Linked DNA regions of Homo sapiens: region 2 is linked to region 1. Evidence: read pairs that join two places in POLR2A ChIA-PET (ENCODE). Cell type or tissue: GM12878. All regions are shown on one strand. Links, peaks and the distances in the headings refer to the core of each region. The heading gives the core; the rest is flanking DNA. Region 1 has its middle 36 kb from the start of ADRB2. Region 2 has its middle 29 kb from the start of ADRB2.

Region 1 (16,269 bases), core at 3,438-11,437:
TTTGAATGGCTCAAGCTAGTATCATGAGAACTTGAGTTATTAACAACTTTAGGTCCATACACCATTTATTTCGTTGCCACTTCTCCATGGCCTGAGGACCCAGTTGGAGGACTCTTCTGTCCAAGTGGTCAGCCTCATTAGTCGTAAGCATGGCCAGGTCTCTTGTCTGTAGCTCTTTGTGAGCAATCTGTCCCATCCCTGGCACCTAAGCATGGCCAGTTCTCTTGCCAGGCCCCGACACTGGAGGCCCCTGGACAAGGCTGGAGTTAGGGTAATGTAAGTAAAGCACCTGCCTCAAGGATGTAAAAATTAATACAAAAATATCCATTATGAACAACACATCAAAATCTTAAATAAGTATAGAATCTGACAGGGCCAGGATCAGGGTGAGGAGAGTGAGTAAAGTCATAGAGTAAGTGCAGAGTTGGATTTCATGACATGAGAACTCTTTAGTTTAAATTGCACTTTCACTTATATCTTACTTGATTTCCACAGTAACCAACCCCATGAGCAGCCCTCCTTTTCCCTATTTCACAGGTGAAAAGGAATCCAAAGTAGTTATAAGCCTTTTTCAAGTTTATAGTACACTAACACTAAGCTACCATGAGCCCTCTTTCCAGGTCACTAGATGGATTGCCAACGTGTTAATGAAAAACACCAGTCCCTTGATCCACACTTTTTTCAACAGAAATACATAAGCACAAGCTTCTAATGAGGGTGTCTCAAAACTAAACAATAGTTAGATATTGCCTGCTTGACACTGAATTCTCTTTCCTCAGAAAGAAGACTTCCTAACATCTTGCCAAATCATTAACTTTGCTCTTAAGTCCGTTTGTTAAAATCTGGTTGCTTATAACAAGACACTTGGCTTCTACTGTTTATGGTATTGGGATATTCTTTGGCTTCAAGTAGGAAAATAATCAGAAACATATAAAGCTCAAAAGAACCTTGTAGACTATTTTGATTTCACCCCAGCTAGTGGAGATTAGGAAGCCTGTCTGTGTCTAATTGGGAAGTGATTTACCCAAGGTTACATAGTTAGTAAATGGCAGAGGTAGTATCAGGAAGGAAATCTCCTGATCTCTAGCTACAATTCTAATTAGCATCATGGAATTTGTGCAATTAATTTGTGCTTCCAAATCATAGAGTTCACCCACATATTTTTACATTTGGGGAAACGGAGGTCCAGAAAGGGGAAATAACTGAAAAATGTATAGGTAATTAATAGTACAGCTTAGACGAGGGCTCAGGTGTCGTTACTCTCAGCCATGAAGCTGATCCCATACTCTACTCTGCCCCACCAGAATCCACACTAAAAGGCCAGGAATAGGGTGGGGTTAGTTTGTAGCCAAGTGCAAAATCTAAGGGGTGGCGAAGATAAATAATATCTTAATGTAATATTTTAAAAACCAAAACCAATACATAACCTCCATAATGAATAACATTTTAATAAAGACAGGATCCAACTCTGCACTTATCGTGTGACCTACTCCCTCTCCTCACCCTAATCTTGGCCCTGTCAGGTCCTATATTTATTTAAAACTTTGACATTTTGCTCATCATGGATATTTTTGCATTAATTTTTGTCCCCAAGGCAGGTATGTTACTTACCTCACCCTAACTCCAGCCTTGACTGGGGCCTCCAGTGTCCAGGCCTGGGGAGAACTTATCAGTAAGGTGCCAGGGATGGGCAGATTGCTCACAAGGAGCTACAGGCAAGAGACCTGGCAGTGCTTATGACTAATGGGGCTGATCACATGGACACAAGAGTCCTCCAGCTGGGTCCTGAGGCCATGGAGGAATAGCAACTAAAAAACTGAATGTGACTGAGTAGTAATTACAAAATAGTATTTAAAATATAAGCTCATTTTTATAAATATATACCTGTGTTATCTCTGGATAGTGGTATGATAAATTTTGCACACGCCCCCCCTTTTATTTGCTTCTTTGTATTTTCTGATTTTTCTACAACGTACATGTATGACACATTTTCTTTTCTTTTTTTTTTTTTTTTTTTTTTTTTTTGAGACAGAGTCTTACTCTGTCATGCAGGCCGGAGTGCAGCAGTGCAATCTCCACTCACTGCAACATCTGCCTCCCGGGCTCAAGCCATGCTCCCACCTCAGCCTCCCAAGAAGCTGGGACTACAGGTGTGCACCACCACACCTGGCTAATTTTTGTATTTTTGTAGAGATGGGGTTTCACCATGTTGCCCAGGCTAGTCTCAAACTTCTGGGCTCAAACAATCCACCTGCCTCAGCCTTCCGAAGTGCTGGGATTACAGACGTGAGTCACCATGCCCGGCCAACATAACATTTTTAAAAAGTCTATCATAAAAATATGTATGGATATATCCAACAAATTCTCTTTTGAAAATACTTTGGTCTAATGTCAAAAACAAACTAATATCAGGGGCTGTTATACTTTTTTTTGTTTGTTTTTAGGAAATAACATTTTGTGGAATCTTGGTCAGGTCATTTTCATTTTGCCCAAATTTTCTTACTCCACGTTGCTTTGCTAAGCCCTGTGAATTTATTCATTCATTAATTCATTCACTTACTCATTTGTTCTTCTTAAGAACATCTGTTGAACAGATATTATGTCCCAGATACCGGACTACAATTAATGCTGCAATGTGAATGCATTATAAGTGCTTGGGCCCCCTATTCATTCTCAATTTCTGCAGCAAACTTAAACCTATCTCCAGAGCTCCTGGCCTTGCAGTCATCATTCATTTTTCATAGCCACTCCACAGACATTTTTCATAGTTGCTGCTGATGACACCTCCACCTCCCCAAAACTCTTTTCTCTAACTCCCACCCCATCGGTTCTTTGATTTTATTCCTTCCTCTACATTTCCACAACCACAGCCTTGGTGCATGCACTAGACATTTCGTTCTACAGGTCACCTAATCTAGCAATCTCCAGGCTTTTCTTTACCATGTATCCCTTCTTATAACATTTTTGAACATCCAAGCCAAGTATATATATTTATAAATCATACTAATGTGTCACTTTTAACCCATGTAATACATGTAAATATTAGAATATTAATTTCTTTATGATTTTTGAAACAATATAAATATAAATAGACAACATAATTTTTCCTTCCCACACTGTAGATAAATCATCTTACAGAATCCCTAGAATGTTTGGATTCTACCTCTACTTTATCAGTTCCAAACAGGACAGCAAAAGTGACCTTCTCATGTAATTATCTGTTATGAATTTTATCAAACTGGTAAGCTTACATTGGCCTCATAATAACCAAAAATGCCCCATTCCTGCCTTCACGGTCTATTACTCATTATGTCCCTATTTTCATCTCTGAACAGTCTTAGCTGGTTTTAGGATGAAATCCTTACACTGGGATTTCCCGATGTGTGTTTTATGTGAAAAGAGTCTTGTGGTCAAATAAGGTTGGGGAACTCTGCCAACTTCAGTCTTGTCTTAAGGAGACTAGACGCAAATAATCATCCTGAAGACTCTGAGAAGTCCTCCAGTAAAGAGGTCTGGTTACCTTTGTTGAACAGAGCATTTCCCATGCTGAGTCAATGTTTCATTGTGTAACATTTATTCACAAACCTTGAAATAAATGTTAATAGAATAAACTTTGGGAAATACTACCTTTCACAACTTTCTGACTTCTCCATTCATTATCACACATGTATTTACCATCATCAAGAATGGCTTCCCCCTTCCTGGGAGCCAAACTGTCTTCTTTTCCCTCAGAACCACATTTGCCCCTTAATGAAATCATCCCAGATGAACCATGTCTAGCCACAAAACTTCAGTTATTTCAGAAACCACTTGGTCTCTCATAAACAGCTCTGTGCAACAATCGGTTAGACAGCAATATTTTAAAAGCACAAATCATATATATCATTCCTCCGCTCAGAACTCTTCAGGGGCTCTCCCAAAATATGCAAAAAGAAGACAGACTCTTATGGTCCAGTGATCTGCCCCCTTCTACTTCCTCAACATAATTTTCTGCCACTCCAGCTCTTGGTAACCTTTCTGCCTTTCTCACAGATGCCAAGCTAATTCCTGCTGCAGGGTCTTTTCATGTGCTCTCTCTTTCACAGGGGATGCTCATAGCCCACATCCTCCCGTGCTCACACTTCTTCTCACTCAGGTATCTCACTTGTCACCTGCCCAGTGAGGTCTTCCTGGACCTCTGGACCTGAAGCTCCCATGTCTTCCGCTAAATACTTTCTGATCCCACATGCTGCTGCCTTTATTTCATAGTCTTTGCACTACCCACATTGAGTTATATATTCATTAGATTACTTATTTCTTGTTTTCCTTTCTCACCAGAATGTAAGACCCAAGAGGGAAGGGAATGTGCTTGTCTTTTTCACAATTCTATCTCTGGAGCTTGGAAGAATGCCTGGCACATGGTAGGAATTCAAGAAATATTTATTGCATAAGTGAAAAAAAGATGTTTCATCAAGGTTCAAATTCTGGTTGTTTGCATGACTTGGTGGAATAGCTGAGCCTCTGTTTATGTTCTTCTCCCACAGAGCTAATTGCTTTAATAAGTGACACTGCAAAATGGGCATAATAATAGTACTTCCTGCATATAGCTATGGTGAAGATTAAATGAACAATGCATGTAAGATATTTGATACAATGGTAGATACTATTCTTTCATTTTATTTTCTCATTACTGAGTCCATTATCTAGGACATAGCAAGAACTGAGCAACTGTTAGCTAATATAATTCTTAACTCAGATGTCTTCTTTTTTCTAAAGCTTGTAGACTGATTTTTAAATCAATTGGTCAATGCATGTTTTCAGAGGCATTTTCTGTATCTGGCATTCTATTAGGACTTGTAAGGAGATACACAGACATGTGAGATATGCCCTTGAGATGCTTGTAATTTAGTTAGGGGCAAAGCATAAACATATAATAATATAATTTGAAAACTGGGCAGACTATGAAAATTGAAACCTAACTGGAAATGATGAGAAGCACCTGGATAAGTTGTGCTTTGAAGGATAAGCACTTCCTTCCCTGCAGGGAGAGAAAAGGGCTCTCCAAGAATGGGGAACAGAAGAACCAAGGGGCAAGGTTGGGAAGGGAGTGTTGTGGTGAGGAAGGCTGTGGGGTGAGCAATAGGGAGGACAATGACATGTGGCAAGGAAAGGTGAAGCCAGGGAGGCAGCTTAGGAAGAGTCCAAAGGCCATGGTCACTATGATGGGATGGCATAGAGGCATAGGAAAAGACAGACTGCTAGATGTCCTGCCTTGGATGCCAGGGGTGGAGGTGTCTGTAACAGAGATGGGGGGGTCTACAAGGAGGTGGGTAGGGTGGAAGAGGAATTAGATTATGTCATAGACAGGAAGAAGAGTCCTGGGACTATATTCCTGGGGGAGGTTGAAATGGATGAGTAAGAGGAAAATTTGGCTTAAGAAAAGATGTTTTTTCAGAGATTGGAGATGGGGTGGTAGGAGGGTAACACCAATGATGGAACCAGTCATGCATGCAAATCCACTGATAATGGCTGCTCTGTAACATGCCCTTGTCAAAAGCATAATCTCCTCTAACCCCCACAGTGGTTCCTTGAGACAGGTCTCTCTGAAGCTTACATAAAGGCCAACTTGCTTGCTTAGGCCCACATGGCCCTAAGAGCAGAGCCTGGATTTGGACCCAGAGAGTCGGTCTAGAGGGCCCACTCCCTAGGCCTTTATGCTGCTCCCTTGTCAAAGGCTGGGGATGGCAACCACACATGCAAGAGAGAGGTTAGGGCCACCCTCCCCAGTTAACTCACAGAATGAATCACAGGCATAGAGGAAAATTGGGAAGTGGGGTTAGGGAGAAAGGTGGTGGTAGGGTCCTTCAGGGTGAGCTGGGGATTTCAGGAAAGAAGAAGTTCAGAAAAAGCACTGTGGGAAAATATGTTAGGAAGAAAAATGAGAAACAAGAAGCCTGACTCAGAGCAGGATGGGGAGCTGCTCACAGGGGCCAGAGAAAGTCGTGTGAGGTGAACCCTGGAGACCCACAGTAAGGCTCATGTCCTCCTCGCCGTGGCAGCTCTTTCAAGTTCTAGGAAGGAGGTTTCATGTCTCATACCTCAGGATGCATGTGGCTGTTTCTTCGGCTGCACATGGCTGTTTCCTGGGTGGATAACACTCTGCTTTGGGGCCTGCTGAGGGTGCAGTGAGTTGTGGTGTTCTGGAAAAGTGTGCACCGTAGGTTCCTGAAAGTCAGGCCAGGCCTAGGTTCAAAGCTCAGCTTCTCCTCTCATTAGCTGTGGAGCAGCACCTACTTCAGAAGAAATTTGTTAGAATTATATACGATTTCTAACATAGGCTGCCACAACTTACCTAGCATATATATTATAGCTTCACCATGTAAATGGCTATACCAAATACATTTTTAGAAAAGACTCAAATCATGGCTATTGGTTATTGATTTGAAAAGAATTGTGTTCTAAAAAACTCTATATAAACTATAAAGCTGTAGGCATTAAGTAGATATATATCACTATTATTTCTTGTTATGAGGCAAGTAATGGTTTTATACTAGACCCAGTTCATTGGGTTAGCATTTTGCTTGTCCTTTCGGCATGTCTCTGATTCTTTTTTCACTGAATGACACTTAGCAGTTTACACAAAGTGCTTTTCACTTATATTATCTCACTTCGTCCTTAGAGCAAACCTATCAGGTAGATGCTCTAATTATCCCCATATTACAAATGAAGAAGACCGAGGCTACTACACAGAAAATGGTTGCCTCCAGGCCACGTGGGATTTATGCTTCTGAAATCTGTTGGTTTTTGTTGTTGTTGTTTATCTGACAAATCCCCTGCCAACCCTCCACAGAACTGTTGTGGTGATTAAATCACAGAGGTCGCTGTGCCTTTGAGGTAGGAGACTGGAAGCTTGCCTCTGCTGTATCACCTTGGCCATGTGAAAAATGCCACAGTGGGGTGTGGGTTTGGGAACCAAGGGTATGGAGCAGAGGAAACCAAGACAACTTGGCTTGAATCCCGGCTCTGCCAACTCAGACAAGTCACCTAACCTCTCCCAAACTTCATTTCCAGTCACTTACCATCTCTGATTCTTAGCTTCTAGATACATTGAATAATTGTCTTTACCAGTGGGGTTGTTATGAGGATATAAGAGGATAGTATGTCTGGCATTGATCCTAGTTTAATGTATACTGAATTAATTACATATTACATTGCCTTTTATTTCATAGTACCTACCACTGATGGATAAACCACCTATTTGTCTTTTATGCAAGGGGATCCCCTCTCATTCAGCTTGTTGATAGATGTAGTGAAACCTCCTTAAGTCATGAGGAGCTTAGTCTAGTGGTTAGAGAGCAGAACTGAGTCACAAAGTCTATTTCCCAAAATGAGTCACTTTGTAGCTAGCATTTTGCTTTAGTAAGAGTCAGAGATGGAAAAAGGGGGACACATTGGTGGGGTAGGGCTGTGGATGTGGGTGGGGGATGGGACCCCTCCTTCCTGTGGTGAGCAGCTCTGGAGTCTGGCTTGACCACCTCTCTTCCTTCAAGACCAGGTGGCGTTTCACTGGATGAATTATTTCAGTTTATCATTGCTCCTGATGTTTACATGTTTCCAGTTTCTTTTTACTACTCCAAGAATCTACTTTTGGAAACACCAGTCATACTTGCTGTGTGACCTTAGCCAGGTCTCTTCCCTCTCTGGTCCTCATTCTAATAATCTACTAAGTGGTGGGATTGTGTCTGGTGTCTCTAAAGTTCATTTCACTTTGGCGTTCAGACCTCCTAGGATGGAGGTTAGAGTTCTAGGTGTGTTCTCGTGTGCCAAGGAGAAAGAATGACCCACTCATTGCACCCATCATTTCCTGGATCCTGACACATCATCCTGTAATTTCAGACTGGCTCCTAGGGCACCTCATGCCAGCTGGTTATTTTCCATCCCACCTATAGTGCTGCCATCCTCTAAGCACAAGAAAAATGGTGCTGGCACTGGAGAGGGTTAGCATTTTTAAAGGAGCCCAAATAGCCTTAGGGCCACTTGTTTCTTCAAGGCCCCAGGTGACAGTTCAAGAGCAAGTGAGATGGTCTTAACTTCACACAAAACCATTTATCAGGGAGTCACTTCCCATTTATGGCTGGTTGTTTTGGTTACCAAACAGACGGACATACATGGAATTATATTTCTCTCTCTCTCTCGTGTTTTTAATACTGAGGTGGGGCCATTGTGGGATTAGCTTAGAGCCATGAGTCATTGGGTGCAGGGCATGTTTCTATTTGTCGTAGCATTTTATTATTATTATTGAAGCATCTATAACCGCGTGGGAACTGGAGCCCAGCTTGACCACCTCTCTTCCTTCAGATGGCCTCTATGTTCCTACATATGTCATAAGCAGCGTGAGCAACAGCTACACACTCATTCGATAATGGAGGACATGCCAGTTGAAGTTGGGTCCAGAATTCTTCATACCTGACTAGCCTGTGGGCATATAATGGTTAAAATTACTGGAGAAATTTCAATGAAGAGGGGGAAGAAAAAGAGAGAGAGCACTGATTTGGGAATCAGGAGTTTAAGCTTGATTAGTAAGCATTACATAAATTTGGGTCAATGATTTTACCCCTTTAGGAGAGTAGGGTGATTGGGGCAAAAAAAGGAAATAAAGTTTGTCTAGTTTTCCAGACCAATTAATTGGTAGTAGCTGTCTGATGCGGTGTGCTGAGAATTATGGAACATCATTTGGATCCTTGGGAAGAAGATCCTTGGAAAATGAGCAGCATTGAAGCTCTGTGAGAAGAATCTTGAGTCCCATAGTAATGTCTGCCAAGGACTCTGGCGGAGGAGAGACATAAAGGGAGTGGGGAGTGTTTGCCATTCTGGCACTAGATGATCTTCAAAGTCCCATACAGATCCAAACATTTCATGGTTAGAAATTAAAGAAAATAAACTTGCTCAAATTTGTTACCACTTCAATTTTTCTCGTTGGAACTTTGTTACCAGAGCATATAATTTTCAGACCTAGCTTCATTACTGGCAAAGGGAATATCTCTGGAACTTTTGTTATGTGCACCACAGATATTAGCGCTGCTTAAAAGTTCTAAGTAAGAACTATAAGAACTCCAAGTCGTCATAAAAGAGATGTCTTCTACAATTGTTAGGGGGCTGAACATAGGATGGTTGAACAGTTTGTGCAGTTTTGGAAAAATTGTGTTCCATGTAACTTACTGTTTTTATACTATAAACTGCAAAAACAACCTCCCACCTCCTCGTCCCTTCAGCTTCTTCCAGATCTGTGCTCATATTTGGTGCATGTGTTTAAAAGGCTAAGAAATACTGCCAGCCATAAAGTGTAGGCAGTTCTTCAAGGAGAGTAAATGATGTTTGGATGCAGGGAGAGGTAGCTGGCTCAACAGAAGGAAATGTAGGAGTCTTTGTTGAACACAGTCTCCAATAAACCAACAGGATTTTGGGGCTTCTAAAAAGCTCATCTAATGTTCAGCTAAATTAAGAAGTTCCATGAGTGTAAAATCCCCCCATACTCTAGTCTAGCGGGTCCAGCCTTGGACAATTATATTCAGGCCTGAGCATCACATTATCAGGATGGTGAGCTATTTAGAACTATGTATAGTTATGCACAATTGGAAGATTTAAGAGAGTCAGGATTCCATATGGGTGTCTCTCATTTCTATTGTCTCTGTTCAGCCCTGTTTCCTCCTTCAGCAGATGGGTTTCTTCCATAATGACATAGGTTAGGTTCCCTGGGAAAACAAACTCTCCGATGGAGATCTGTGTGGACACCAGCTCTGAGAGAATGAAGGAAGCAAGAGGGGAAAGAGGGAGAAGTTGGGCTACAGTGCCTTCACAACAATTGCCTCATCCAATCCCATGGGGATCTCTGGAGCTGCGATAGCTCTTCAAGATTTTCCCAAATTTAAACAGAGGTATCAGGTCTTTATACCTCTATATTAACCAATTATTGGATGTGGCTGGCTGGGAAACCAAGGGAAAGGCAGCTTCCTTGTGCAGAGAAAGATTCAGCTGTGAGTCGTACTAGTGGCATTTGCGGTAGTCAGTGTCAATGCATCAGTCCTGATCTGGTGGCATATCTAGAGGCCCATCATGGGACCCACTACGATGAAGATATGACCACTAGTGGCCGTAGATTTACATTTGTCTAGCTCTATTACTTCAAAAAGAAAAGATTCTATATTCCAGCTTTAATCTTTAAAAGTCGTGGAGGAGTGCTCTGATTGAATCAGCTTGGGTCAAAAACTCTAGCCAGAAGTTAAGGAATTATGATTGAATGACTTTGAATCTTGTTGACTCTTATGGCAAGGTGGATGAAGCTGGGTAACAGAAAAGAGGTGAAGCTCTATGGTGAGGGGGCAGCCACCCAGGTGTAAACGCCCTCATCTGTCCTGGGAATGAGGGAGGTCACTGGGACTAAGTAGCATAAGAGGGCAGAAAGAGCTAGCTCAGCTCCATGGACAGGGTGTTCTCTCTTAGTAATTACAAATGCCTTCTGTTGGGGAGAAGCTCCCATAATAAGAAACATTTCAGCAGAGGTCATATGTTTCCTTCTTTCCAGTCTTCTTTAGAAAAGTTTCCCTTATTTGGATTACATCAGAATTAAATGAGAAGCTTTAAACTGATACCGATCATTGGGCTCCATTACTAGAGATGCCGATTCGATAGGTCTGGTGTGCGGCCCAGGACTCAATGTTTTAAAGACTCCTCATTTGACTTTTATATGCTGTTATGTTTGGAAACACTAGCCTATGGAGCCAATATTTTACCAAAGCTGCTCTGCTTGAATTGCTCATGCATTTGGAGCTCCAGGGGGAGTGTGGGAGGAGAGACAAAGGAATTGTGCTTACTTTCCCACCTTGTCACCCCTTATCCCAAAGGTGATCCCTGAGTCATCTCTGTAGAACAGAATTGAAGATTACTAGTCTAGATTTCCAGATTATCTTTCAACTACAAAAACTTATTGATACCGTGGATATTCCAGGTAAAATAAAGCAATAAATTTATGCATTATTCTTTGCTGTTTCAGACATCTGCTGGCATTTCTGAACTGGGATTTATTTGGTGAAAAGAAGAGGTTTATTAAACTTGTCTTTTATTTATAAATGCTTTCTCAGTTCAGCATAGGGACATAACTTATTGTGGGTCCAAGAGTAAAGAAAGAGAAGTAAGTTAACTGTGGAATCTCTGGAGTCCTGACAGGTGTTTTCTGATTCAGCAAAGGAGATAATTTGGGAGTAACTGAAGATGGTCTTCCTTTTAAAGAAAGTACATGCTTATAGAACTGCCATGTTTTGAACATGTCCCCTGCAAAGTTCAGGTGCTGCCAGTGTTGCAATTAAGAGGTGGAGACTTCATGAAATAATTAGGCCCTGGGGCTGCTCCCTCACTAATGGGATGAAGACCCTTTTAAAAGTAGAGGCTTTGCATAGGCGTTTAGCCGGCTAGCTTCTGCCCTGTGAAGACTCAGCAAGAAGGCCCTCAATGGTCATCAGAAGCCGGAGCTTTAATCTTAGACTTTCCAGCCTCCAGAACTGTGAGAAATAAATTTCTGTTCCTTATAAATTACCCAGTCTCAGATATTTTCGTTATAGCAGCAGGAATGAACTAAGACAAGAACACTGCCAAAGACACAAAAATAGAACTTTTTTGAAGCTATTAACCATGCCTATAATTTCTTTTTATTTCTGTCAATGTGCAAGCAGAGATTTTGCTCAGCTCTAATACTTGGGTTAATTTTTTCCACTTAGCATAATTTATATGTACATCTTTATGTATCCTTATGGCCTTTGTAGTTTTACAATTTTATGGCTACACAATAGTTGATTGCTTTAAGGATACCATCGTCGGCTTTATCTCACTCTAAGCTGGGGCATTTGGGTGATTTCCATTTTGCTATTAAGCATTGCATTGTGGTTTGGTACCTATCCTTGCCTGTAACTGTACTTCCAGAATCCCCAGTGCCAAAATTCCTTTCCCTGACTACAAGCTTCTCTCTCAGTTTCCTCAGTTCCCTCATATGTGATCCAATGGCCTGCCAGTCTGGCTCAACCCCCCTACTGCTTTTTCTATTCCAGCTAAGGAGCTACTGGTCACTATTACTGTGTAAAGTTTCCAGCTTTATCACATAAGTGCTCAAGAAATGTCATCTATTATGATAACAACTGAGATCAGGATATGATTATTCTTAAATTCATGTCAGTCTCTTACTCATCTTATCCAACCCTTACCCAAGAGTGTCTGGCTCACAGATCTTACAAAGATATTTGCTCAAACAGTGGATGATTTTAAGTCATTATTTTTGTCAAGTGTTCTTTTGCACTTTAAATAAGAATTTCTTCTACTTTTTTTTATTATGAAAATATTACACCATGAATTCCTGGAGGACATAACACATATTTTATCTTTTATTGTATTTCTAGTATTAGTCTGGTTTATGTCAAAGATTTATAATTTTATTCAAGTCTATTTAATGGTTTTTGCTTAGAATTATTAAGTAATTTCTTTTATTTTTTCTAGTTTTGCAATAATAGTATAAACTGTGATTAGTCACAAAGAATATATCTTAGCATATGGATAAATTCTATTTGCTTAGATTCTGTTTAGAAAGTCTCATAATAAAATAAATTACTTACCATATAAAAATTTTCTTTTTATTTTAAAACACAGATTTTGGAAGTAAATATTCAAAAAAAATTACCTGTAATACCAATTATATTTGTTGTGGTAGTAATAAGACTTATTTAAAATTTTTTTCCAATTTCTTTCTTGGTTCATTAGTGAGTTTACATCTCTTTTTCTTTGGGGGTCAATTTTGGTCATTTATATTGCTGCAAAGGCTAAGCTATGTCACTGAAAATTCAAGTATATTAGCATGACGTTGAATAATAATAACTTTAAAAGGCATTTTTCAAATTAATAATGTATATAGTTAAAGATGTTGAACTATAGTACACAATAAAAAATGGCAATCCTCTATCCACTTCTCTCTCTTTTAGCTTCAATCCCGAGGCAACCACTGTCAACTTTTTAAACTGTATCCTCTATTATTTATCTCAGTAATTCTGAACAACCTGTCTATACCGTCATTACTTTTTAAAGTAGTATACTCCCGTGTTTTGGCTATGCTCTTTATCCCACTCTCGGAAATCCTGGAGCCCCAGTTTCTGGGTAAGGGATTCTATATCTTCCCCCTTTCAAAGATTTTGTTGGTATCAGGTCTGAGACTGTCTTATCTTTCCTTTCTTTAGTCCTTGTTGACTTATGATGTTTTTGCAAAAATATTCTTTACTGTCTGTTTGGTGGGTTTCAGAAATAAATAGAGATAAATCATATTTACAACCTGCCATGATTAACTGGTAGTCTCTAATAACCTTTCAAAGAATTCAAAAAATGAATACATGAATCATGATAGGTAAATATTTTCAGTGTTCAAAATCCAAAAGGTACACAATGTTTTAAAGTAAAAACATTCTCTTCTACCATGGTGCCTGGCCAATCAGTTCTCTGCAACCAATGCCAACAGTTTCTTAGCAGTCTTCTAGATATATATTAGGAATGTATGTACAAATTCATATACATTGAGTTCTGTATACCTTTTCCACCCTCACATAATAATGTATCTTGGAGAATGTTACTTATCTTTATATACAAAGCTTTTTAATTTAATTTTTTAGTGCTTGTATAATACAGCATGGTTTATTTAAACATTTCTGTGTAAATGACCACTCATATATTTTCTAATATTTTGTAATTAAGCTTTTCCTTTGCCATTTTTTATGTCTATTAATTGACTTGTAGGATAAATTCACAGAAGTGCAATTGCTGGGTCAAAGAGTACACGAATGTCTAATTTTGTTAGATACTATCAAATGCCCTCCTAAGAAGTAGTCCAATGTACATTGTTCCTTTTGGAACGTTTTAATATATATTTCTCTCATTGTGAGTGCTGTTGATCATATTTTCATATATTTAAAAGCCATCTTTTTTTTTCTAAAAATATTTCATCTACATCTTGCCCATTTTTCAAATGGATGTTGGTCTTATTTGATCATGCTTCAGAGGCTCTTTATATTTTAAGGAAACAACATGCAGTTTATTCTATGAGTTGCATTTTTCCTAATATGTCATTTGTCTTTTAATTTTGCTTATGGTTATCTATGCGTTCTTATTTTTATGTAGTCAAATTTCTCAAACTTTAAGCCACCGAAGATTATTCCCAGGCCTTGAAACGCAATAGAATTTTGCCGGGGTTTCAGGCTTACTTGGACCAGAGATCCCTTTATTTCTTTCTATTTCTCACTATGGGAATGAGAATGTCTCTCCTATACCTTTGCCTGCATTATGGAAGCAGATAATTTGTTTTTTAGTGTCACAGGGCCACAGATGGAAAGGAATTTTGCCCCAGAATGGAGAAAACCTAGAGTGTCACACATACCTGGTTTAGATGATTTAGGTGATGAGATTTGAGACTTTTTGGGTTGATGATATTTAGATGAGATTGGAGACTTACAGTTAATGCTGGAATGAATTGAGACTTTAGGAAATGTTGGGATGGGGTGAATATATTTTGCATGTGGGATGCATGTGAATATTGAGGGGCCAACATGTAGACTGTAGTGGGTTGAATAGTGCCCCCTCCAAATTTATTTCTGTCTAGAAGCTCAGAATATGACTTTATTTGGAATAAGGAGTTTTGCAGATATAATTAAGATGAGGACTGAGATGAAATTATACTGGATTAAGGTCAGCCCTAAATCCAATGAGAGTTATAGAAGACAGAAAAGGAGACAGAGACACAGACGAGTTAAACTGAAGATGTAAGCAGAGATTCGGGTGATGCATCTGCAAGCCAAGAAACATGAAAGATTGTTGGCAACCACCAGAAGGAAAGGGGTGTGGGATTGTTTCTGTCCCTAGACCCTCTGAAAGAAACCAACTCTGCTAAGATCTTTATTTTGGACTTCTGGCCTCCTGAACGTTGAGAGAATAAATTTCTGTTATTTTAAGCCACCTAATTTGTGATACTTTATCATAGTAGCTCTAGGAAACTAATAAATTTACCAATTTGAAGTACAGAAGAGGTAGAGACTGGCAGTATAGATGGGAGTATTAAGAGGTAATGGTTGAAGCCACAGATATTTATAGGATCACCCATTCAACAAATATTTACCTGCTAAACATTTGAACTCCCATTGGGATGAAGTAGATGTATTTGTTGAAATATACTCATGGTCTAGGATGCCTAGCTTGAAAAGGGCAAAAAGATGAGTCCTAGGGAATATTATATATAGGGGAAGCCTGAGGAAGAGTTGAGGAGGAAAACAGAGAAGTGGTTGGGGTTGCAAGGAAAGGATTAAGAAAGGGCATTATCACCAAGGCCAAGAGGAGAAAGTCCCACAGGAAAGTTGGGGGGAGGGGGTGGGTCAGCAGTGGAAACTGCAGAGGGGACAAAAAGAATCAAGCCTGACATTTGAGTTTGGAAGCCTTTTGAATTAGCCTATTGAAGTCATAGATGACATGCAAGAATGGTGAGAGCACTGCAAATTATGGTAACCATGTTAAAGTGTCATTTGGCAAAATCTCAGAACTAATACTCCATCTTCCTCACAAGTTATTGCTTTTATTATCTATTCTTTATTCAAAAAGCATTAACTTTAGCTAGTACCAAGCCAAGTGCAGAGGTACAATGAGGAACAGGAAAGGCACAGTTCCTATCCTCTTGGAGCTTAAAATGTTTTGAAAGAAACAAATATTAACCAACAAAAAGATAGAAAATATTATTTCATTCTACCTGCCTTCATGAAGGAAGAAGTAGAACTAACATTTGAAAGACCAATCTAACATCGTTTTCAGGGAGAGTTGAATTATATACTTACAAGTTAACAGCTGACACTAAAGGAAGTCTAACATTTTTTGCCTTAAAGCTGAGCAAACTGAAGTTCAAAAAGTTCGATGATGTGCAGTATACTATTAGAAAAGCCAGGATTATACTCTAATTCCAAATCCTATGTTGGTGCTCTTTTCTCAACTATGCTATCATAACACATGCACACACATGCACACACACATGCACACACACATGCACACACACACATATTTGTATAGTCATCCCTTGATATTCTTGAGGGAGAAATTCCAGGACTCCCGTGGATATCAAAATCCACAGATGCTCAAGTCCCTGCTATAGAATGATTTATTATTTAATATTTATATATAACCTATGCACATCCTCCCATATACTTTAAATCATTTCTACATTACTTATAA
Region 2 (16,269 bases), core at 2,624-10,623, 66 kb before region 1:
GATAAGTTTTCACACTACCTTTGTTGTATGTTCTGGGATAAGTAACTTCTCTGGGTCTGTTTCCTCTCCTTTAAAATGAGAGGTGGGATTGGATGGGTTTCTGTGATTTTGTTACAGTCACCCTTCCTCACTCTCAACCCCAATTCTATAGGACTTCCAAGACCCCACATCCAGTATGCCTGTCTGAGGTGTGTTTGCAGCAATCTGAAGAACCCACTCTGCAGAGCCAGCTGGGTCAAGTTGCCCTCTCCCTGTTACCCTAGGGTTCTCTCTGCCTCAAATGCCTTCCTACTTTCTCTACCCATGTAACCCCTACCCATTCAATCATTCAGCAAGCCTCTCCTGACCCAGGTCAGGTCTATTTCCCAATCATATGCACCATTCCATCAGAGTACTCACTATAGGCACACTACTCATTTATTTGTGTGATTATCAGATCAGCGTTTCACTGGGTTAGATTATCCTGATGTTCTCTTCTCACCCTGATAATCAGTGATTCTGAGACAGTCAACCAATGAACGGCAGTGCACAGAGCAGTGGCTCTCAAGCTCTATTATTTCCCCCATGCACTCGAGAGAGTACGGCACACATCCAGCACAAATCTGCTGGGTTGAGAAGCTCATATAGAGGTTAAGAGCACAAACCTGGTCTTGACATTTCCATCTGCTGCTTTCTAGCTTTGTGGCTCTTTCCATAAGATGCACTGACACCCAGCTTAACCATAGAGTGATGATTCATTTTTGTTGTTGTTGTTTTTGAGATGGAGTCTTGCTCTTGTCACCCAGGCTGGAGTGCAGTGGCACGATCTCGGCTCACTGCAACCTCTGGCTCCCAAGTTGAAGCTATTCTCCTGCCTCAGCCTCCTGAGTAGCTGTGATTACAGGCACCTGCCACCATGGCCAGCTAATTTTTATACTCTTATTAGAGATGGGGTTTCGCCACGTTGGCCAGGCTGGTCTTGAACTCCTCTTACTTATATAATTCTTGAAAAGTTATTTAAAAGTAAAACTACGTGTCTCAATAGGCTGATGTAAGATTAGGTAAGATGTTGTTTGAATAGTCTCTGACAAAGAGTAACGCTTAATACATGGAAGCGGCTATCATTATAATTATTATTAGGTGGTGATGGTGGGAGCTGCAATGGTGAACACACAAAAAGTAAGATTAAAAATCGGTCTTTACAATAAAAGAATTTACAGAGAAGGCTTTGATTGATGGAGAAAGTAGAGTACAGAGTGGGACATTCAGGATACATTGGGAAACCACTTCTCCTAAAATTTTTTCTAGATTCTAAGTGCTCACCTCTTTACATTCCTAAGGAACCTCAGGTGATCCACCCACCCAAAGTGCTGGGATAACAGGTGTGAGCCACAGCGCCCGGCCAAGTGATGGTTAATTTTATGTGTCAACTTGACTGAGCTATTGGGTGCCCAGACATTTGGTCAGACATTATTCTAAGGTTGTGTGTGCTGATATTTCTGGATGAGATTAACATTTGATTTGGGAGACTAAGTAAAGCAGATTGCCCTCCCTAATGTGGATGGTTCCCGTCCAATCCATTGAAGACCTGAATAGGAAAAAAAGGCTGACCTTCCTCCCTATAATAGAAAATTCCCATGCTTGTCTGCCTTTGAGCTGGCACATTGGTTTCTTTTTACTGACAGACTTAAACTAAAACATTGGCTCTTCCCAGGTCTCAAGTCTGCCAATGTTTGGACTTGTACTACATTATCAGTTTTTCTGGGTCTCCAGCTTGCAAACTGCTGATCTTGGGACTTGTCAGCTTCCATAATCACATAAGCTGATTCTTTAAAATAAATCTCCTTTAAAACACACACACGTGTGCACACACACACGCATGTCCTATTGGTTTTGTTTCTCTGGAGAACCCCAATGAATACATGTGGAAACAATGATAGCTGTCCTGCAGGATTCTTGTGTGGAACAACTGAGTTAAAACACTTAGCTACTATTGGATGCACAGCAGGCATGCAGGGATGCAATACATGGAAACCATAAAAATATTTTGAAATCCCAGACAGAGCATCCTTAGAATAAATATTCTAGCTGGAGTTTTGGATATTTGCTCTCTTCACCAATTAGCATTTCCCTCCTCACCAAAGGACTCAGAGGAAGATGAGACCAAATCAGCCAGAGGTCCAGATATGGTTTGACTGTATCCTCACCCAAATCTCATCTCGAATTGTAATCCAAATTGTAATACCCTCATGTCAAGGGAGGGACCTGGTGGGAGGTGATTGGATCATGGGGGCAGTTTCCCCTATAATGTTTTTCTGATAGTGCGTGAGTTCTCACAAGATATGGTTGTTTGATAAGTGCCTGGTGCTTCCCCCTTCACTCTCTCTCTCTCCTGCCACCTTGTGAAGAAAGTGCCTTGCTTCCCCTTTGCCTTCCACCATTATTATAAATTTCCTGAGGCTTCCCCAGCCAGGCAGAAATGTGAATCAATTAAACCTCTCTTGTTTGAAAATTACCCAGTCTCAGGTATTTCTTTATAGCAGTGTGAAAACAGACTAATACAGGTGCTTTCTCCCCCAAGGGATATTTTGCAATGTCTTAAAAGATTTTCAGTTGTGATAACTGGGGGAAGAGAGGTGCTACTGGCATTTAGTGAGTAGAGGCCTGGGAGGCTATCCAACATCTTAGAATGCACAAGGCAGGCCCATGGCAAAGAATTATCTGGTATAAACAGTCGATGGTAAGCCAGACAGTAAGCGATGATATGTATATATCATCTGTATATCCTAAAGTCCATATACATACAATCAACTGACAACCTGCACAAAGGCAAAGCCATGACACAGACTCCCAGCCACGAGCCAACCTGACTCACCCACTGGAGGCTGACTTACCAGAAAGGGAAAGCCAGCATCTCATTTACGCACAACTTTTTGGGAAAGTAAAACTTCAGGGAAGCTGGGTGTCCCTGGTGTCCTATACAGTGTGATCATGAAGCATGATACACGTTTTTGCCCACACCTTCTTCCTGCCTAAGCTTTTCAATACTGAGCAATTCCTGTTCCGCATATCATATCATAAACTCTTTAGGAAAGTGAGAGGCCTAACAAGAGGTTGGAGGCAGCAGGGGAAATGGGGTGAGGCTGGGTGTTATGCTGAGCTACCCACCGTCTGGGCAACCTAGGTTTGGCTCACTTTCTCCCCTTTGTCTTAAAACCTTCATCAGTGAAATGAGAGGGTGGGATGAAATGACCTTTTAGTTGTTCTTTTTTTTTTTTTCAGATGGTGCCGAATCTTAGTAAGACAAGAGTGGAATTTCTCATAGAGGGCTTTTTCTCTCACGCACTGCGCTTTGCAGAATATCACAGAACTTGGAAACACCAGCTTGGGAATTAAAGAATGTGACAAACCTGAGTTGGAAATCCTAGCTCCGCCTCTTACTTACATAATTCTTGGAAAGTTATTTAAAAGTAAAATTACATGTCTCAATAGGCTGATGTAAGATTAGATAAGATGTTGTTTGAATAGTCTCTGACAAAGAGCAACGCTTAATACATGGAAGCGGCTATCATTATAATTATTATTAGGTGGTGATGATGGGAGCTGCAATGGTGAACACACAAAAAATAAGATTAAAAATTAGTCTTTACAATAAAAGAATTTACAATCCAAGAAAACTAGGTCAGTGACACAGAGAAGGAAGAAGTGCTCAAAGGAAGTATGGTCAATGGGTTGCGAGATAGGGTTTGCATTTAGAAAAGAGAAGTTAATTCCAATTAGAGATACAGAGAAGGCTTTGACTGATGGAGAAAGTAGAGTACAGAGTGGGACATTCAGGATGCATTGGGAAACCACTTCTCCTAAAATTTTTTCTAGATTCTAAGTGCTCACCTCTTTACATTCCTAAGCAACAGTTAAATGGGACAAGCAAGTTCTCTCTGTTGTCCCCGTTCAGCCTAGATGTCTGTGGAACTGTTGAATTATTCAAATGCTTTTTGTTCTGTCTGACTCCCTACCAAAAAAAAAAAAAAAAAAAAAAGGGAAAAGAAAGAAAACAAAAACACAACAAATGTGTACATCCCATGTCCAAAAGGAGTATTTGGTAGCAAGGCACAAGTACACAGATGAAGGAAAAATACAAGAACAGAAAAGAGCAGGAAAATTTCTGTTGCCTCTTCTAACCAGGAATTCAGATGGGGAGTTAAAGAGTGAATGCCTTCTAATTAGCCCTCTGCTCTGTGAGGTTCTCACATACGCTGTGTGTGCCCAGCTACCCCCAGGGCTGTCAGAGAGCAAAGCTACTTTCATAGGAAGAGAGGGAAAGAGAGGAGCGAAGAAGAGGAGGCAAGCAAATGAAGCAGGTTCTACATGGCAAAATAGAGACACAGCCCATCCTTCTCATTTAAATGAAAGAGACAGCTAATGGACAGGGCAAAATTTCCTGCTCACTCTTGGCATGAGCAGACCGGGGCTGTTGTCCTAGCTCTGCATGTTATGGGCCCGTCATAGTATCCCCTACTTCACAGGCTGTAATGGAGATTAAACGGGAAGCCACCGGTAAAGGGATTACTGTGAAAAGCAAAGTGGTTCACATAAAACAAAGATACTATTATTGTTGTTGTTTTCACAGTTAAGGAAACTGATGTGTAGAAGAGAAGGTCTTTGCTCAGGAGGTCCTGAACAGATGGCAGAGCTGGAAGTTTCCATCCTCTCAGGCCGAATGGGCAGGTTGCTTTCAGGGATAGGGTGCAGGCAGGCTGGGGCCACCTGAATAGTCAAAGCCCTCTGCTTCAGCCACCTTCAGCCAAGGGAGCCTGGGCTGGGGCTGATAAACACAGCCAAAGGCATATCCGGTATGAATTTCAGCAGCCCCTCCTACTAAGACGCCAAAGCACGCAGGTTTGTGGTGGGAAGCCCTGGGGAGTGGAGAGGAAGAGCTTGGGAGAACATGTGGGAAATTGAGCCAGCCAAGAGAAATGAAAAACACATTGGCTGGTGTGAAGGGAAGAGGATGCAGAGACACAATCCATAACTTTAAATGTTTCCGTCATCTGTGGCAGAAAGGTGCAAGTGACCTGCTACAGGGCAAGCCCAGTTCCGAAGCCCAGGCTGCTAAGGCAAAATACCTCCAGACATCTCTATCAAAACTTTTACAAGGATAGTGACTGTGACAAAATCATTCCAATGCAAACATGTAGAATTTCCACAGCTTGACTCCCAGATTGGTCTGCAGAAAGAAGACTATAACCTAGGGACAATTTTTTTTTCATGTCGGGTGGCTTCCATACCAGCTGCCTGTAATTTGTTGAGCAAAGCACTTGCCCTTCTTGAGTCTCTGATTCACTAGCAAGGCATCTACATGGGAAGAGTGATGAGGTCCTTTCTAGGTTTCAAAATGTGAAGTATGTGAGAGAGGACGAGAATGGCACAAACCTTTATTGTGTACAACTAGTTGCCAAGTACTCTTACATATTTTACATATATCACATCCTTGGGCCTTTATGGTTTTTCTTTGAGGAATGTATTATTATTTCTAGTTTAAGTATGGGAAATATGATGCCCAGAGAGGGTTGAGACTCATTCAACATCACACAGTCAATAGTCACAAAGTTGAAATTCAAAATTATGTCTATTGCTTTTCGAAGATAATGGTAGAATAGCAGTAATCGATGTTGTTGTCCCCTGAAAATGATGTTATAGAACATGTGCTCCTTGTTACTGTCATGAGCCTGTCCCACATCCCAGCTCTGGATATTTTAGGGGAAAGATCACCATCTTTGAAGATGAGACCTGAAAGATGCATGCTGAAGCTGGCTCAGACTGTCTCAAAAGAGCTAATTGTGTGCACCTCTTCTCAACTCCATCTTCAGTGATGTCACCTCAGTACTTTGAAATTGGCCATGACCCCAGTAGTTACACCATAGAAATAGACGAATACTACAAGTCAGGGATCCCCCGTCATGGAGAGCTGGCTGACTAGCACACCACTGGATGTTGCCTCAGCTCCATCACTGGCTGAGAGGAGAAATATTTAGACCCATGTAGTAACTTGACATTGCTGTGACATCCAAGCACTGTGTAAGTGGGCTTGTCTTGTTGACCTGGGTTAGACCTGTTGGGGTATTGGTGATGATCAGAATCACCTGGAGTGAGTGCTGATAGTGTGAAGGAGACACAGGCTCCTTTCTTCTAATCGGATAGGGCCTGCTGTGTTTTTACCAAGTTTCCCAGATAACTCTGATGCCCACCACAGTTTGGGAACTGCTAGTCTAATCTACACACCGAGAATGGGAATACCTCTCTTGACCTTCATCATGTGGATGGTGAAAGTAAGCATGAACAAATAAACTCAGATCTTGAAAGGGTAGAAGCCAGAGGCTGGGTGCGGTGGCTCATGCCTGTAATCCCAGCACTTTGGGAGGCCGAGGTGGGTGGATCACAAGGTCAGAAGATCGAGACCATCCTGGCTAACACAGTGAAACCCCATCTCTAATAAAAATACAAAAAATTAGCTGGGTGTGGTGGTGGGTGCTTGTAGTCCCAGCTACTCGGGAGGCTGAGGCAGGAGAATGGCGTGAATCCGGGAGGCGGAGCTTGCAGTGAGCCGAGATCGCGCCACTGCACTCCAGCCTGGATCAAAGAGCCAGACTCCATCTCAAAAAAAAAAAAAAAAAAGAAAAAGATAGGGTAGGCGCCAGATAAGCATGAACCTGAGGCTCCATTTCCTTGCCTGTAAAATAGGGATACTTCTCCCCTTGCCTGGCACTTCTTGAGAAGGTGATCCTGTTGTAATGGTTTTACAAACAGTGAAACTCTGTACAATGTGTGGCATTGTGATGACAAAAATATGAAGATGATTTTTCTTTTGGCTCTATTTCCTTGGAGTGTTGAGGACACCCTCCTTTCACCTTTTACTCCCACATCCTATTTTTGAACTTGGCATATTTTGGCCTAGGGATTAAATGACCCATGGAGCCAACAAACCTGTGCAGCTGCCCTGACTCCAGCATGTCCCAGCACCCCTGCTCCTTGCTGCAGCTGATCTGCCCCCTTCCAGTACCAGCCACTGGCCTCTGGCCCAGGCCGAAGATATCACAGTCCCCATTTCCTTCCAAGTTGCTTCTCAAAACCTGGCACTTAGCTTTTTAACATAATGGCTGTCCCACCTCAAGAGGCTACTTGGCTTTAATTTTAAAATATCTCTTTTTCTCCTGTGTTTTGGAGTATGGCCAACTCAGCTCTGCCAGTGACCCCTCCTTATGGGTGCAGATGAAAGTTCTTAAGTCGTTGGGGCAGAGGCCAAAGTTCTAGAGTGTATTTGCCATGATCATGCCAGATGATGTTCCCTCTCTTGGGTCTCCACTTCTGCATCTGATATTTCCCAGCAGGGAGTGATTGGCATTTTGTGTAGGGTAATTCTTTATTGTCTTGGACATTGCAGGAAGTTTAGTATCCCTGGCTGCCAGCCACTGAGTGCCAGGTAGTGCCAACTTTGTCATTGAGACAACTCCAAAGGTCCCCACACATATTTCTAAGTGGCCCTGTGGGGCAGGTTCTGCTCCAGGACTGTATTATGAAGACTTCGGTTTTCTCATCTGGCAAATGGACCAGAGAAGTTCCCAAGAACCAGAAGGTCTCAGGAGCAGCATTAAGAACCGCCTTGGGCTAGAAGGAGAGGCTGAGTGTGTCTCTGTCCTGCTCTAAACCAAGGTTCTGGTTAAGTTTATTTAATTTATAACAGTTCTACAAAACAAGTTGCTTGGAGAAAACCTCTTGTGGTTAAAAAAAAGTGTGAAAACCACTGGGCTGGGTCAGAGGTTGCTAGATGACAGCCCAGAGGCCCAATATGTGCTCTGCAGTCATGTTTTGTTTGGCATGGGATTTTAAAATATTTAGAGCCAACATTTTAAAAATCTGGATTTTAGGCTTCTCAGAAAACAAAACAAAACAAAACAAAACAAAACAAAACAAAAAAAACAAGAGGACAGGAAGATTTGGCAACACAGTGCCGATTTCTACAAGGCAAGAGCAGCCAACGGCTGAGCAGAGGCTGCCCACTTAGGCAGGGCCTACCCTGTCCCTCTTTTCCTTTACTTGTCTGGCCCCATAGGCATCAGAGTGTACAATGCTTAGAAGGGTAGTTCTCAACCCAGAATATCTGGAGTAGCTTTTAAAATTCCAGTGCTGGAATTTTAATCCAGACTAATTTAATCACAGTCTCTGGGGTGGGGCCCAGCTGGAGCATTAGTACATTGAAAATCTCCCCAGGTGATTTTACTGTGTAGGCAGGCACGAGAACTAATAGACTCTAGATGACTTCTAGTTTGAACACCTGCCCCAAGAAGCCTGGATTCAAACAGGAGTTCCCGTTCCCTCTCCCCATGTCCCTTAGGATTCCCATGCTCCTTTTCTTCCCCTGGAAACCCTTGACTTTGCCCAGACTCACAGCCATCAATCCTTTTGCTTAGTTGAGTTCTCACTAGACGGCATATCCACCTCATCTCCCACTGCGTCCAGGGCCTTCTAATTGAATTCAATCAATGTTCTGTTCTTTCCAAGGCCCCAGAGGGTTCAGACCCTCTCCTGGAGACTGTTCCACTCGCAGGAAAACTCTGCAAACCCCATAACTCACCAGCTCCCACCAGCCTCTACCACAGAAGCTAATCCAGGCCCCTTCCTCACACTCTATCTGCAGTGACACCTTCCAGAATCATCTTCTCTGGGACTTCATTTGCATAAATGCCAAAAAGGCAACCTGTAAGGTTGGGATTCCCAACCTCAGCCCTATTGATATTTTTGGCCAGATAACTCTTTGTCGTGAGGGTTGTGTTGTGCATTGGAGGATATTTAGCAACATCCCTGGTGTCTATGTCCTTTAGGGGCAAAGTCATACCTATTGAATACCATTGCTGTACATTCAAAGTTTCACGTTCTTTTAAGGCATGAATGAGATGTGCTGTTATTCCAGTTCTTATGCTGCCAACATACCTGTCCACTCCCCATTTCCTTTGAAAGCAAATAGATCTTTCTGATCCCACCCACCTCTAAGGTTCATTACATCAATAACAATACATCCATTCATCCAATTTCTCCAAGTTCTAGAAGTCTTCTATACCTCTAGTTCTCTCAGTTTATGTATGCAAGTGATCAGCATGTCTTATAGGCTCTGCTTCCTAAATATATCTCAAACTCCTCTACTTCTTCCCAGCTCCACTGATTCCAATTTTGTATCTATATAGATATACATCGATATATATCGATATATGGCACACTGAGCTTGTGCCATGTGCCCATATTCCTTCTCCCCTCTGGTCCTCTTTGAAATTAATCTATATCTATATCTATATAGATATCTATATCCATATATCTATGTATATCCCTATGGAGATATGGATATAGATAGATAGAGATATAGATAGATAGATAGTTTTGGTCTGGACTATTGCGATAGCCTCATTCTCTCTCCTACAGATCATTTTCCTTACTGCACTCAGAGCTGTCTTTAAGAAATGTAGACCAGATCATGTCACTTACCTGCAGAAAAGCCTTCAGTCTTCCCACTCTTAGAATGAAACCGAAACTCCTTACTAGGGCCTATGAGGTTGATCTGGCCCCAGCCAACTCCTCCAGCCACTCCTCATACTAATTTTCTTCTATTTAATTCTAGCCAGATTGGCTGCCTGTCCACTCCTTAAATATACCAAGCTCTTTCCTGCCTCTGAGACTTTGCATGTCTCATTTTCTCTGCCTATCTTTTTTTCTTTTTTTAAACCCTGGTTTCCACAGCTGGTTTCTTCTCAAGGTTCAGATCTCGTCTTAAGAGTCACTTCTGCAGTCATCTCCCTCCCCCCAAGTTATTCACTGTCCATTGAACACAGTGAATAAATCCATGACATTATTTATATCTTTTAAGCAAATATTACAAACTTTATTATCTTTTCCTTGTTATCGTGCATTTTGCCTCACTGGTATATGTGAAGTCAGGTACCTCATCTATCTTAATTGTTACTGTACCTCAAGACCTAGTACAATGCCTGGCACGTGGCATGAGAACAATAAAAATAAATCTCCGTTGAAGGATTCAGTGAGTAGATACCAATAAGCTTCAGGTCCCAGACTCCCGAATGCACTGGTAGCAGATAATGACTGACGCTCCTCCAGCTCTGACATTTTAAGATGCCACAGCCTCTGTACCCGTAAAATGTCAATTCACAGTGGACCACTGGGAATTCCATGAGTCACTCAGGGGATCATTACTATCTTACGGCCTTTGTGACCATAATAGGGTTTCTTTGGTGGAATAATACTGATTTCTTAAATGTCAGAGCTAGAAGGAAACTTAGAGGCAATCAAAACAGTCTTTCCACAGTGAGGAATACACCCTAAACTTTATTGTTCATTTAACAACTGCCCCTGAAACGCATAAAAAGTTAAAGAAGATAGGATCACTTTTGCTTAGAGGGTCAAACCACATTGTATCAGATAGAATTACTGCCATTCTTATGGGCCAGGTGTGAGTACCCCAGTATTTAGTCAGCAGTTCTGGCTGTGGCCTGGACTTTGTGCCAGTAGAAAGAAAAGGATCAGGCTGGGTGTGGTGGCTCATGCCTCTAATTCCAGCACTTTGGGAGGCCAAGGCAGGTGGATCAGCTGAGGTCGGGAGTTTGAGACCACCCAGGCCAACATGGTGAAACCCCGTCTCTCCTAAAAATACAAAAAATTAACCGGGCTTGGTGGCAGGCATCTGTAATCCCAGCTACTTGGGAGGCTGAGGCAGGAGAATTGTTTGAACCCAGGAGGTGGAAGTTGCAGTGAGTCGAGATCACACCATTGCACTCCAGCCTGGGTGACAGAGAGAGACTCTGTCTCAAAAAAAAAAAAAAAAAAAAAAAAGAAATAATACTTTATGATTTTCACTGGAAGCCCTGGAGTTGGGAGAAAAGCTAGTCTCAAAGAGTTTGTTATACTTTCTGATCTAATACAAAGGGAAATTGAGTTATTGAGAAAAATCTTGCACTCTCTCAAATTGAAATAGAAATAGCTTAATGCTAAGCTTTCATTGTCCATTAGCATAGTATACAGGAAAAAGTCCATGAAATTGAGGAGTCAAGTCAAAGTGATTAGAAAGAAGAGATAAAAGACTAAAAGGAAAGAAAGGAAGCCTAAATATAATGAAACAGAAGGAAAAATTGAAAGTACAAACTATTATTATATAAGACTGATTTGAAACCCTAAAGTCCAAGGAAGAGAGGGCCAGTCAAGGAAGGAGTGAGGGTCTTCCAGGGCTCTATGTCTCTCTCAGCAAAGAAATTGGCATGTGTCATTGTGTAAATTCCTTTAAGAGAGATTTACTGAGCTTGTGCCATGTGCCCATATCCCTTCTCCCCTCTGGTCCTCTTTGAAATTAAAAGAGTGGAATAAATGGTCTTGAAGTAATTTCTAGAATCCTATTTCTTGTCACTTTTTGACTCAAAGCCATGGACACATCTCCAAATAGGATCGAGAGTATACTGTGACATCCTTTCAGTTATGTGCCAATTTCCTCAAAATCACTCAGTGGTCTTCACAGATGGACCAGAGAGACAGAGTGAGATAACAAGCAGTACAATTAAAGGATATTTTCTTCTACTTAGATAATTATCTAGGCATTATGAAGTTCCTGGTGACACTAAAACACCATTCACTTCTTTTTTTCCCCAGAGCCTAAAATCTAAAACATTGAATTAAAACAAAGAATTAAAGTCCTTACATTTGTATACATGCTTTTTGAAGCTTATAAAATGCCTACACATACTTTATTTCACATTAGTTTCATAACAAACTTGAGAGATGTTATTCTTCTTAAATTATCAACAAGGAAACTAAGACTGAGAGACTAAGTGCTTTGCCCAAGCTCACCTGGTGTGCCATGCAGCTGCCACTTGCTCTCGGCTCCCTTCCTCATGATTCTCCAGCTCTGCTCAACATCCCAGGGACCTGCACACTACAGGATCTCTTACCCTGTTTCTTCAAGGCAGGTTTGGCTGATGGGAGTCAATGATAAAAGACCGAAGGAGGGGAGGGGAGAAGCTGGGTGTTTCTTCTCTTCTCTCTCTGCCTCTGGTGTCATCTCCAGCAATGGCTTCATGTGCTCAGTGATCAGTGCTTCATGTACTCCTGATAAATGTCCTGGCTTCCCAAATCTGGTAACACTACCTGTTCTTGTGTCCCTCCAGGCTCAGGGGCAGTAGCATCTTCCTGCTGTTGCTAATATCTGTGGTGCTTCACCATCTCGTTTGGCTTCTCAGCTTTTTCATTACCTGTGCATCCAGTTCCTTATATTCCTTATTTTGAAAGACTTAGAGTGGTTTACATTTTCCTGGTTGGACCCAGACTGAGTCAACTGGCTAGGGAATCACTACTCTGAGGAGCCCTAAGACAGCATATCAGATGTGTGTGTATGTGGATGTATGTGCATTTTACTACTAAACAGTGAAAGCCTTTTCATCTGGAAGTGAGCTCATCTGGAAGTGAGCTCATATATCTTTGGATCTTGGGACTCTAACATAGTGCCTGGCATATACCACACACCAGCAAATGTTTGCGGACTTGCTATGTTTGTTTGGTAAAACAAACCCAGCCAGAGTGGCTGTTTAGTTTATCTCCATATCTCTACGTATCTGTTAGACCTAAACAGAAGAAATACAGGCACTTCTAGTCTATAAAATGTACCTGTGAGCCATTCTGCCACATACAACTGAGCCACACAGGAAAACTGCATCATTAGCAATTTCTATAAAATCATTCTGGCTTTGAACCACAGTAGTTATTTTAGTTGGGAAGATATTAATTAGCTGAAACTTAGGAAAAAGTTTAATCACCTAAAAAAATGGGGGGTGAAAACTGGGTGAAAGACATGGGAAAACATGGAAAGAGCCATTCTTTTAAATTATTTCAGTTTTCATACACTTATGCAGGAATTGTTTAACAGAGTTGGATGGTACTAGGTGTGGGAGACCTGGTTGCTGGCCCCAGTTTTGCCACTAACTTGCTTTGTAGTCTTGGGCAAGTCATTTCTCTCTGGCCCTCAGTTTCTTGATTGGCAAAATGAGGAGGTAAGATTAAATGATCTCTCACTGCAAGATCATTAGCTTACCAGCATTTAGAGAATCCAGCCCAATTTTATATTCACATCAAATGAGATCTCGCTTATTCTGGCCCCAGCTTACCTTTCCATTCTCATCTTACTGGTCAACTCACCTTACTCACTACCCCTCTATGCCACCTGCTCAGCCAGATGCTTATGAACCTGGACCTATGCCATCCTGTTTTCTCTGTGTCTGTTCTCTGTGTTCTCTTTACCCCACTTTGCGGCTCTGCTTAATTTCTCTCCTCTCTGCTATGGTCTCAGATCCCTTTTCCGGTTGGGATAAAAAAAAATAAGACTTCCTGCTATTGAGGGGAATTATGGGGTTCCGCTTAAAAGAGTGGACTTTGAAGCCAGAATAATGGGTTTAAGCCCTGGAGCAGCAATCTACTAGCTGTGTGAATTGAACAGTTACTTACTGGCTATTCCTAAGTTTCTTCACCTGCGAAGTGTTGATATTAATATTACCTACATTAAATTTCTGATGTTGAAAGACCTAGAATGATTCCTATTTTCCTAATTGGAAACCGACTAAATTACCTGGCTGAGGAACAAATATTATGAGAGCTATAAACCTGGCAGAAATGGGCAGAGACAGCATACCACTGGTGTGTGTGTGTTTGAGTGTGTGTGCATCTGCATTTTCCTATTAAGCAGTGAGAGTCTTTCCACTATGATATAGCTTTAGCACAGTGATTGACATTGCAGGCACTAGCAATATTTGTGGACATTTAATACTGGCAAGGATTATCTGAGGCAATACATTCTATGCCTAGAACAATACATGGTACATGGCGACGCCCAGTGATGCAGCTATTATAATTATAGCATAAAGCTAGTACAGAGGAAAGACTGATGGATGAGGAGGAAGAGGAAGTGGGTTCTCACTTTAGCTCTGCCACAGGCTAGTGGTGACCCGGTGCCTAGATGGAACCATTATATGTGTCTCACCAGGCTTTTTTCTTTCTTACTAGAGCAGTTATTGTGCTGTCTTATTATGTTTTTGTGTGCTACAGTGAGCTAGTTAAGGCTAGGAGGCTGTTACGGATTGAATTAATTGTATTCCCTCCAAATTCATATGTTAAAGCCCTAACCCCTAGTATCTCACAATGTGACCATATTTAAAGGTAGGGCCTTTAAAGAGATTAAGTTAAGACAATGCTGCTAGGGTGGGCCCTAATCCATTCTGACTTGTGTCCTCATAAGAAGAGGATATTAGGGCATACAGAGAGATACGAGGAGTGTGTGCACACACAGAGAAAAATCTATATGAAGAGGCAGCCAGAGGTTGCCACCTGCAAGTCAAGGAGTGGGGTCTCAGAGGAAACAACCCTGCAGGCACCTTGATCTTGGACTTCCAGCCTCCAAGACCATGAGAAAATAAAATTCCATTGTGTAAGCCACCCAGGCTGTGGTATTTTGTTATGGAAGCCCTAGCAAACTAATACGGGTACTATGTATTTATTCATTTATTCAACCATTACTTATGGAGCATCTATTATGTGCCAAGTCCTGATTTGTGCAATAGGATATGAAATGCTGAGAAAACAATAAAAGAAAAAGGGCTTCTGCTCTCAGAAGGTTTGTAGTTCAGTGGGAGAGACTGACAGTCAAGAGATGACACAAGTCAGTGTGATAAGAGCACAGAATGAAGCGTCCCTGTGCCCTGAGAGTACATAAAGCAGCGTGGGGGTAGGGTCTGATGCCCTGGCGTCTGTGTTGTTTTATCCCCAGCACTGTCACAGCACTGTGCTGACAGACAATACACTGTAAATGTTGGTTGGCATTTATTGAAGGCTCTGATCTCTCAATTCTCTATGTGGATTAACATGAATTCTTAGTACTCAAGGAAAGAGAGCCCAGGGGCAGACTCTGCTAAGTGTGGACTGTTTATAGGGCAGCATAAAGCTGGTACAGAGGAAAGACTGATGGATGAGGAGGAAGAGGAAGTGGGTTCTCACCTTAGCTGTGACACAAGCTGATGGTGACACCCTTCCCTTATCTGGACCTCCATTTCCTCATCTTCAAAAATGAAGTAGTTGGAGTAGGTCATCTCTAAGATCCCCTGTAGCTCCATGAACTCTTTCCCAAAATGTAGTTCATGAAAAACTTATACTTAATGTAGGATAGAAGAGACAGAGAGAAGGAAGGAGGAGGAAGAAATGTAGAAAGAGGAAAGCTGGCAGGCAAGAACAGAAAAGGAAGGAGGAAGGAAGGAAGGAAGGAAGGAAGGGCTAACAAACTAGGTTGGCAGAGGTGGAACTCGACCTGTGGTCCTAGACAGTCCCTGGTGCCCCGTTTGCAGTTACTTGGGCAGCAGGTCTCCTGGTGGTTCAGCAGCACCTGTGGATTCAGTTGCCTAAATCCTGCCTGTACCAGGCCATATAAACTTGGACAAGTTGTTTTTTTTTTTTTTTGAGATGGAGTCTCATTCTGTTGCCCAGGCTGGAGTGCAGTGGTGCAATCTGAGGCTCACTGCAAGCTCTGCCTCCCAGGTTCATGCCATTCTCCTGCCTCAGCCTCCCGAGTAGTTGGGACTACAGGTGCCCACCACCACGCCCGGCTAATTTTTTGTATTTTTAGTAGAGATGGGGTTTCACCGTGTTAGCCAGGATGGTCTCAATCTCCTGACCTCATGATCTGAAACTTGGGCAAGTTATTTAACCTATGCCACAGTTTGATCCCTTACATGATGTGTGTAGGAACATCTTTATCATAGGGATGTCGTGTGGATTAAATTTGAAGATGGGTGGTGAGGTTAGAGATTATGGAAGTAATATAAGAATATCAAATTGCTGATTTGGGTGGATTTGCACTTTACAGAGCCACCCAGTATGCCACCTCCCCCCATCCAAACCACACATACACCCATTCCCACAAGCACAGTCATGCATGGCATAATGACGTTTCAGTCAACAATGGGCCACATATACCATGGTGGCTCCATAAGATTATGATGGAGTTGAAAAATTCCTATCACCTCATGATATCTTGATGATCCTGACCCTGTGTAGGTCTAGACTAATGTGTGTGGTTGTGTCTTAGTTTTTAACAAAAAAAATTTAGAAGTAAAAAAATAATTAAAAATAGAAAAAAGTTTATAGAATAAGGATATAAGGAAATAATATACTTTTGTACAGCTGCACAATGTGTTTTTGTACAAC

Evidence for each region. ChIA-PET counts read pairs that join two places held together with the same protein. Peaks named below come from ENCODE experiments on the same cell type or tissue, not always from the same donor. Only the 100,000 strongest peaks of a DNase experiment are listed, where the experiment ranks them.
Region 2: POLR2A ChIA-PET joins it to region 1 with 6 read pairs; 3 of 35 experiments call an interaction of 5 or more read pairs at or near these places.

The regions. Positions count from the first base shown.
Region 1 is chr5:148,782,596-148,798,864 of GRCh38, reverse strand. No RefSeq gene overlaps it. Among named protein-coding and RNA genes, the nearest start is that of ADRB2, 36 kb to the left of the region's middle. In GM12878, for the core only: no CTCF peak of the experiment used is centred there; a DNase peak (open chromatin) is centred at 7,354.
Region 2 is chr5:148,847,361-148,863,629 of GRCh38, reverse strand. No RefSeq gene overlaps it. Among named protein-coding and RNA genes, the nearest start is that of ADRB2, 29 kb to the right of the region's middle. In GM12878, for the core only: no CTCF peak of the experiment used is centred there; no DNase peak of the experiment used is centred there; H3K27me3 peaks cover 461 bases.